Linked DNA regions of Homo sapiens: region 2 is linked to region 1. A link is an interaction called in ENCODE POLR2A ChIA-PET data of the cell type or tissue named here. Cell type or tissue: Caco-2. All regions are shown on one strand. Region 1 overlaps TRAK1 (trafficking kinesin protein 1). Region 2 overlaps TRAK1 (trafficking kinesin protein 1).

Evidence for each region. Peaks named below come from ENCODE experiments on the same cell type or tissue, not always from the same donor. Only the 100,000 strongest peaks of a DNase experiment are listed, where the experiment ranks them.
Region 2: POLR2A ChIA-PET joins it to region 1 with 5 read pairs; 3 of 35 experiments call an interaction of 5 or more read pairs at or near these places.

What each region holds. Positions count from the first base shown.
Region 1 is chr3:42,128,899-42,132,898 of GRCh38, forward strand. The region is part of intron 2 of TRAK1 (trafficking kinesin protein 1); the gene reads left to right. Among named protein-coding and RNA genes, the nearest start is that of TRAK1, 40 kb to the left of the region's middle. In Caco-2, no CTCF peak of the experiment used is centred here; DNase peaks (open chromatin) are centred at 873, 1,303, 1,773 and 2,093.
Region 2 is chr3:42,208,751-42,212,750 of GRCh38, forward strand. TRAK1 (trafficking kinesin protein 1) reads left to right here. Exons shown (of 16, transcript NM_001042646.3): 14 at 1,017-1,235. Among named protein-coding and RNA genes, the nearest start is that of CCK, 55 kb to the right of the region's middle. In Caco-2, no CTCF peak of the experiment used is centred here; a DNase peak (open chromatin) is centred at 2,148.

The DNA.
Region 1 (4,000 bases):
TACACTGGAATTCTGTCTTATTTATTTAGATCTTTTATTTCTTTTATTCTTTAATAAAGAAGCACTTATCAGATATCACAGCCTTTTTTTGTCGTTGTTAATATCCCAGAGTTTTTCAAGTTTTAGATGGAATTGTTTTCCTTTTCAGTCCTTTGTATTTTACGTCTTCAAAGCTTTCTCCTGAGGAAAGGGTCTGTGAGCCTTGCCAAACTGGCAGAGCGTCACCAGAAGGCACAGGTTCAGAGTCCTGCTGTGTGCATGGTATCCTTTTTGGGTTTCGTGTGTTTGTTTACACGTGTGTAACCCTGGAGATGCTGTGACTCACCAGTATGTTGTATCAGTTTTGAGGCGTGTGAGAAGACAAGGTAGCCTGCATCGATTAGGGCAGAGGTTCTCGGTTGTGGGCGGGCATGGGGATAAGGAGCGCTGGGGTTCTGATACGCTCCCCTACGTGAGAAATCCTAGAGAAGAGGGCCAGCTACACATTGCTATGCAGATCAGAGCAGACACAGCCCCTTCCTGCACATCCTCCCCCTGAGTGGAGAAACGCGGCTTTACCTTTTAAATTTGGCCCTCACTTGACTTCCTAAGAAGAGGCGAGAAAGCTTTGGGCATCCACCTTTGCCAGGTGGTACAATGACCTTTTCAGAGAAGTTTTAGTGCTTCTCCCAGTCAGGTGGACTTGTAACTCCTGAGTCTGAGAAACACAGAAAATTAAAATGACCCACAAAACAAATATACCCACAACGATGGGACATTTGGGAGAAAGCATAGTCAACGTACGGTACTTGCAGTGTGCTGGGTAATCCTCAGAGTGGCCTGAATTTAATACTCTTGCATTCTGCACATGAGGATGGCGAGGCTCAGGGAAGTTAGGGAAAAGTCACATACCTAGCAAGGTGAGTCAGACCTAGTTTGTCTGGTCTGACTCCATCTCTTACCCAGTATCTCAGATTAGCTACAAAGGGGACAAGAAAACTTCTTGTTTAAGAATGAAATTCATCTGGTGAAATACAAAAAAAGCAAAAACCCCATCAAAACCTTAGTTTCAAAATCTGTCAGTAGCTTATTTATTTATAAATAAATAAAATATATGTCTAACATATTCAAAATTCATTTTTTTTCATGGCTCAGGGCATTGTCCCAAGTGACACTTAGCTTGATACAGCTTAATTTGAAGATGAGGTTTCTTTTTTCCCTGTGATTTTCACCTCCATCCTGTGGCTTGTAGGTCACACTTCCCTAATCCCTGGTGGAAATGACAGTGTGTGCTATAGACTTTTGTAGTCACATAACACGCAGCAGACAGCAGACATGAAAGCTGCTGCATTGGTCTTTAGGTGGCTATGCAACTCTTTTTGGTCCCTTCTTCCAGGGGCTGTTCTATGTAACTTTTTGGTTAAGGAGCATTGATTGAGGGAAAAAAAAAAAAATCCATATCTCACCTGCATATGATCTGCAGACCACCCTCCCTGAGTTTACCTGGAGCAGCTTTTTCCTAAGAAGAGAAGGTTATGAAGCAAATAAGAGTTTCAAAATATTGTTCCATCGTTTGCTTTTACTGTAAAGTAATATTAAGGAATTAGCCAACAGTATTTACTGAGTGACTGGTATTTACCTCTGATCCTTTGAGGACTTGTTTGCATTTCAGCTCAGGTTTTCTGACTAAGGAGATAAAAACATCTCCTGGACTATTTATTTTTTTCCGTGACCTAACCCAAGGACTTTGCACTGGGTTGGACCAATGCAGGCAGCTCTTGAGGCCTTCGGTGCCATCCTACCCTGAGTTGCTTACTTTGCTTATGTGGGAGGAGGGAGGGGGGTCTGGGAACCTGCATATTAAACCAGCTCCCCTTGCCATTTTAACTTTTAAAAATTGAACTTAAAAGTAAACAACAACAACAAAGACCTTTAATCTAGTCCAACCATCATTGTTCACATGGGGCCCCTGAGGTGCGGGGTGCATTGACTTGCTAAGCCTTGCACAGCCAGGGTATGTGGGGCCAGGAATTGTGTGCAGGTCTCCTCACCACTCTAGAGTTGTGTCCATAAAGTAGAACCTACAGTAATATTATTATACCCCCATTTTCACCTTTGCTCATTCACTTGTGTCCACACGGTCACAGACATAGCAAGCGTTTATACGGTTGGTTTTATGGGGCAACGAACCTCATGTTTTTTACTCATGCAGGGCTCATCCCAGGAGAGTGGGAATTTGCTCAAGATAAGGCATGAGGACCCGGAGTATCTGGCATGGAGTTTAACTGGAATCCCTCTACCTCCACCACTGTACCTGGAGGCTCCTGTCTCCCCTCATCCTGTTTGACCCTTGAGCAGGGCCGACACAGTGGTCGCTCCCTTCTGGTCACTCTCCTGGCTTGGCTCCCAGTGCCTCACTTGCCCCCAGAGTTCCCTTTTGTCTCTCTGGACAGTCTTTCCAGCCTCTTTCACCAGTTCTTTCTTTTTCCTCTTCCTCTGAGCTTCCAAATCAGTGGCTGTCAACCCTGATGCACCTAGAGCTTTAAAAAATATAGTCTGCCAGGCGCTGTGGCTCATGCCTGTAATCCCAGCACTTTGGTAGGCTGAGGTGGGTGGATCACCTGAGATCAGGAGTTTGAGACCAGCCTGGCTAACATGGCGAAACTCCATCTCTACTAAAAATACAAAAATTAGCCAGGCATGGTGGCGTGCACCTGTAATCCCAGCTAACTTGGGAGGCTGAGACAGGAGAATCTCTTGAACCCGGGAGGCAGAGGTTGCAGTGAGCCGAGATTGTGCCACTGCACTCCAGCCTGGGTGACAGAGTGAGACTCCATCTCAAAAATGAACAACAAACAAATAAAAATAAATAAAATTTAAAAAAAAAATACAATCCTTGGCCAGGCGTGGTGGCTCACGCCTGTAATCCCATCACTTTAGGAGGCCAAGGCAGGCAGATCATATGAGCCCAGAAGTTCGAGACCAGCCTGGGCAACATGATGAAACCCCATCTCTACAAAAAATTAAAAAAAAAAAAAAAAAAAGCTGGGTGTGATGGTATGCACCTTGTAGTCCCAGCTACTCAGGAGGCTGAGGTGGTAGGATTGCTTGAGCCTAGGAGGTGGACGTTGCAGTGAGCCAAGATCGTGCCACTGCACTCCAGCCTGGGCAACAGAGCGAGACTCTGCCTCAAAAAAAGAAAAAGGAAAAAACCAGCCCTGGAACCAGTCCCCTGCAGATACCAAAATCCATGGATGCTCAAGTCCCTGATATGAAATGGCATAGTATTTGCATTTAACCTGTACACATCTTTCCATATACTCTAAGTCTAGATTACTTGTATTACTTGTAAATGCTATGTTTTTTGTTTTTTTTTTTTTGTTTGGTGTATTTTTTTTTTTTGAGTCAGTCTTCTCCTGTCACCCGGGATGGAGTGAGTGCCTTGGTGCCATCTTGGCTCACTGCATTCTCAACCTCCCAGACTCAAGCCATCCTCCCACCTCAGCCCCCCAGTAGTTGGGACTACAGGCACATGCCACCATGCCTCGCTAACTTTCATATTTTTTTGTAGAGACAGGGTTTTCACCATGTTGCCCAGGCTGGTCTCAAACTCCTTGGCTCAAGCATTCCTCCCACCTCAGCCTCACAAAGTGCTAGGATTATAGGAGTGAGCCACCATGTCCAGCCTAAAATTTTGTATTGTTATTTTATATTGTTTTTTTCCCCCTGAATATTTTTGATCCGTGGTGGATACAGAGGCCTGACTATATATCCTCCCCAGGCCCCACCGTCAGGCATAGTCATTCTAATTGATCCTCAGGTGACTGTGATGTACTCCTCTAAATGTTGGCGTGCCCAGCCTGCTTCTGTCTATATCCTCTCTCCCAAGGCTGTAATACCAGCCACATGTTGGTGACTGCCAAATGTATGCCCACCCTGACCTTCCCTTCCTCCCTCAGCCTCATGTACCCACATACTGAGATTATTAACTCATCCATTGCGGAAAGTGGATTGTTCCCCC
Region 2 (4,000 bases), 80 kb after region 1:
TCTTAATCTGTAGAATGGGGCTAGCCCTGCCAGCCTCACGGGCCATGCACTAGCATGGTGTCATGTGAGGTGTTAATAAGTGTTCCAAGGGTAAAATGGGTTGCTCTGTCAAGTAAGTTGGCAAGAACACCGTAGCATACTAAAGGTTCTGTGATGCCCCTCAGTAAAAACACTTAACTCAAGTTTCCTGAGCATGCTTGGCCTAGGAACACTTCTCTTTGTAGAACACTTGTGACACCTTGAGGTCTTCAGGGACACACTCCAGTGTTATTACAGACCTTGCATGATGTCATGTGAGTCCTGGGGTTTGGTGTCATCGAGAAGATGGGCTCCCCTGCTTTAGACCTCTGTGTGGACTTACTATGTTCTTAAATCACACCTCTTTAACCCAATTCCTTCTCCCTAACCCGGCAGCCTCTCAAAGTTGCTGGCAAAATACAGAAAACCTAAGTAAAGGAGGTGATGGCCACATCTGCCACACATCTCTGTGTACTGCTTTCATTTCTTTTTGCTTTTCTCTTGCTGTTGGTCGTGGGCTTGGTTTGACATGATCTTATTCTGCCTGAGCTTATGTCTTCCGTGTTCCCAGGAGTGTGTATTTGGCATAGAATACGTACATGTGGCCCCGCTTTTGTGCTTATCTTGCCATTTTCCCCCTTCCATTTTGTAAAATGAGAAGATGTTGAGTTCTGGGGTTGACATCAGTTGATTAAAATAAAGACCTTGCCCCAAACCTCTTTTGCACATACTATGGTGTGGATTTTACTTTAAAAAAAAAATGGTTGATTTCTTAACTTGCTATTCCTTCTGAGCATGGTAGGGTTTGGCTTCTGTTTCATGGCAGGAAGGGCTAAGGCGGCTCCACTGAAGTTCCCGCTGCAGTCCACCTGGAGGCCCAGACCCTGCTGGGGTTCACGCTAAGCACTTTGAGGGTGGTAAACAGCCATTGTCTTGGACTTCCATCCTAACCCTCTCTTCTCCTTGTCCCCCTTCTTCCCTTCCCTTTCTCCTGCAAGGTTCCGCCACACTTCACCACTGGCAGCAGTTGGCCCAACCTCACCTTGGGGGCATCCTGGACCCCCGGCCCGGTGTGGTCACCAAGGGCTTCCGGACGCTGGATGTTGACCTGGACGAAGTGTACTGCCTTAACGACTTTGAAGAAGATGACACAGGTGACCACATTTCTCTCCCACGCCTAGCTACCTCCACTCCAGTTCAGCACCCAGAGACCTCAGGTGAGAGGTCCCAAGCACGTGTGACTGTCTCAGGCAGCAGAAGTTACCCGAGCCGGCCTCAGGCTTCCCCAGAGGAGATGCAGGAGCCGCCAGCGGCCACGGAGGAGGAGGAGGAGGAGGAGGAGGAGGAGGGGTCTGGTGAGGGCACCACGATAAGTCCTGTAAACTTGGCACCTTTCCCGGAGGCAGAGTTTTGGGCCATTCTCACCTCTGTTCCAGGCACCATCCGTAGTGGTTCTCTGTCTGTAGCTTCCGCTCGTCTGTGTGGGTGATGATTAAAGCATTCTCATTGCACAGTTCTGTTTTTAAATACAGAGTCTGATGCCTCCTATTTGTAACAATGGGTGTAGCTCCCCTGCCCATCTTGGAGGTGCATGGCCCATCAGGGATCTTTAAAGTGGGAGCAGGAAAGGCTGCTAAAAAAAAAAAAAAAAAAAAAAGTGGGCTTTTGGGTCCCTGAAAACATCAGTGCCCTTCTTCCTGGTCTGGGTGTCTCCCTGAGTCTAAGGGGAAGATTCTCAAGTCCCCTGGTGATTTCCAAGTGGAGCTGAGCAGTTTTAGGGAAATTGAGTGCTGGGTCATTCAGAAGGTAAATGAGATCATCTGTTACCTGTACGCTGTATTAAAATAGAACCAGGAAAGGCTCAGGATTTCAGACATTTCATCAGCCTTTTCACTTTCCCAGCTTCAATGGAGGTATATATGTCATTTTCTTTTCAGCTTACACATGTGTTCAAAGTGGATTTTTAAAAAGTGTTTTAGCAATACTCCTTAACCAAATAAACCTTCGGAGAACGTCACTAAGCTTTTCCAGAGAGAAGACCCTAGATGAAGTTGGAAAAGAGCTCTGGCTGACTCCACCCACTGTCCCCAAGCATTAAAGGTGTGGCCATGAGTTTACAGAATTACCCACATTCCAGTTGCCACTGGGATGAAAAGCTTTGTGCTCAGAGCTCTGGGAATCATGGGATCACATGGTTACTGTTTACCCCAACAGCATGCTCTGTCTAGACTGGACCTCCCAGCCCCTTGTGTTGGGAAGGCAAAGCTTTTGTGGAGTCAGGGGGGAGACTGAGAAAAAATGAATTAACCCTGTGTTGTCATCCTCATGACATTCCTGAGGATTCACCAGGTTAGAAGTGAGGACGTTTATCTTTGTGATTCATAATTTTCATTTGTGAAGGCCACAACACTCCCCTTGAAATACAGGGCAGGAAAGAGCTGAGGTTCTTGGTGGTGTCTCCCATTCCCCTGGCTAATTTCAGACAGCTGTGGTCAAGGGATTTTACTTGGGATCAACTTTTCCTTTTTTCCTTGACATTAATTTTAGAGAAGTCATCAAGTCATGTGATTTGTTTAGCACATAGGTTTATTTATGGTTTGATTTTTTTTAGGCAGTTATATTACTAGATTAAGCTTGTGAGGGAATGAAAATGTTTTTTATTTGTTATCTACACACTCGAAAAAGAGAAACCAGCTGCGGTACTGTCCCATTTTTGTCATCAGCACCAGTGTCCGTCAGGAAGGCAGGTGGTGGTGCAGAAACATGATGCCTGGCTGATTTTCGTGGCTAAAGGGGTAGGCCTTATGTTGATTGGGATGCTCCCCTACAGCCTTACAGGTAGAATAGAAGGTGAGTTCTGGAAGTGCAAAGAAGCACCATTAAGTGCATCTTCTAGAAGTTGTACAGAAGGACTAAAGCTTATCAAGTCAACAAAGAACTTACCTTGGAGGATAGAGAGAGAGAAGGGACCAATTATGAGGACTGACATCCTGGCCACTCTCCTTAAAATAAACACTGACATTTTTCTTGCTTGTTCTCTCTGTACTCAAACCTGTGGCAAATTCATCCTAGCAACGTTATTTGACGAGGGGCATGAACATTTATAGTTGAAACTGTAGAAAGGGTCAGGTTGGAGGTGTGTAATAAAAAAGAATTACCTAGGTTGCCAAAGGTAATTTAGGAAGGGTCTGATCATTTAGATGAGAGTTCTTTGGGGCTTATTTTCTGGGTAAGGCTCATCTTTAAAAACTGGCTTCAGAGGGGAGAGGGGAGAACAATGAATTGGCTCTATTTTCTCTATTGGGAATTACAGGACCATTTTGATTCTTAGAATGTAAAAAGCATATCGCTAAGTAAATCATCCTGGAGGTCCCAAGTAGCTCTATGCCTGCAATCATGGAGACACAGGCAGACAGATAAGCTTCATGGGGAAGGCATGGGGCATCCTCTGTCTTGGGATTTGTATCCATGGTGGTCTGGTCCCTGCCTTTTAATCCGTCCTCTACGCTTGGGCTTTTCTGTTACCAAACAGCACTATCCCAGGAACTATTGTCTGCCTGGGAACACTCAGTAGGGAGACACTTTGGAGACAGGAGGTGATGAACCTTTTTATGTGCAGCTGGTATGATAGAAGGAAATTGGGAAAACTTGTATGCTAGGCACTTTTGTCCAGAGCCTGCTGTCCCATGGAGAAAAAGTTTTAAGCACTGAAAAAATTTGATTAATGTATTTAAATGTATTATTTGAAGCATCATTCACTTGTTGATTTTTACAATCCCATGTCTTAAAAAGGATGAATCCATGTTATTGTATTGTAAATAATTTAGATGATTAAAATGGATTGTTTAAAAAGTTTTAGATTATAGTTTTACTTTATTTCAGTGATATGTTTTATGTTTTAATTTATATAGAAAGTATACTTTATCAGAACTAGTTATCATCTTTTTCTGTCAGTACTCTGTATTTTAGGCATTTGTGTGGG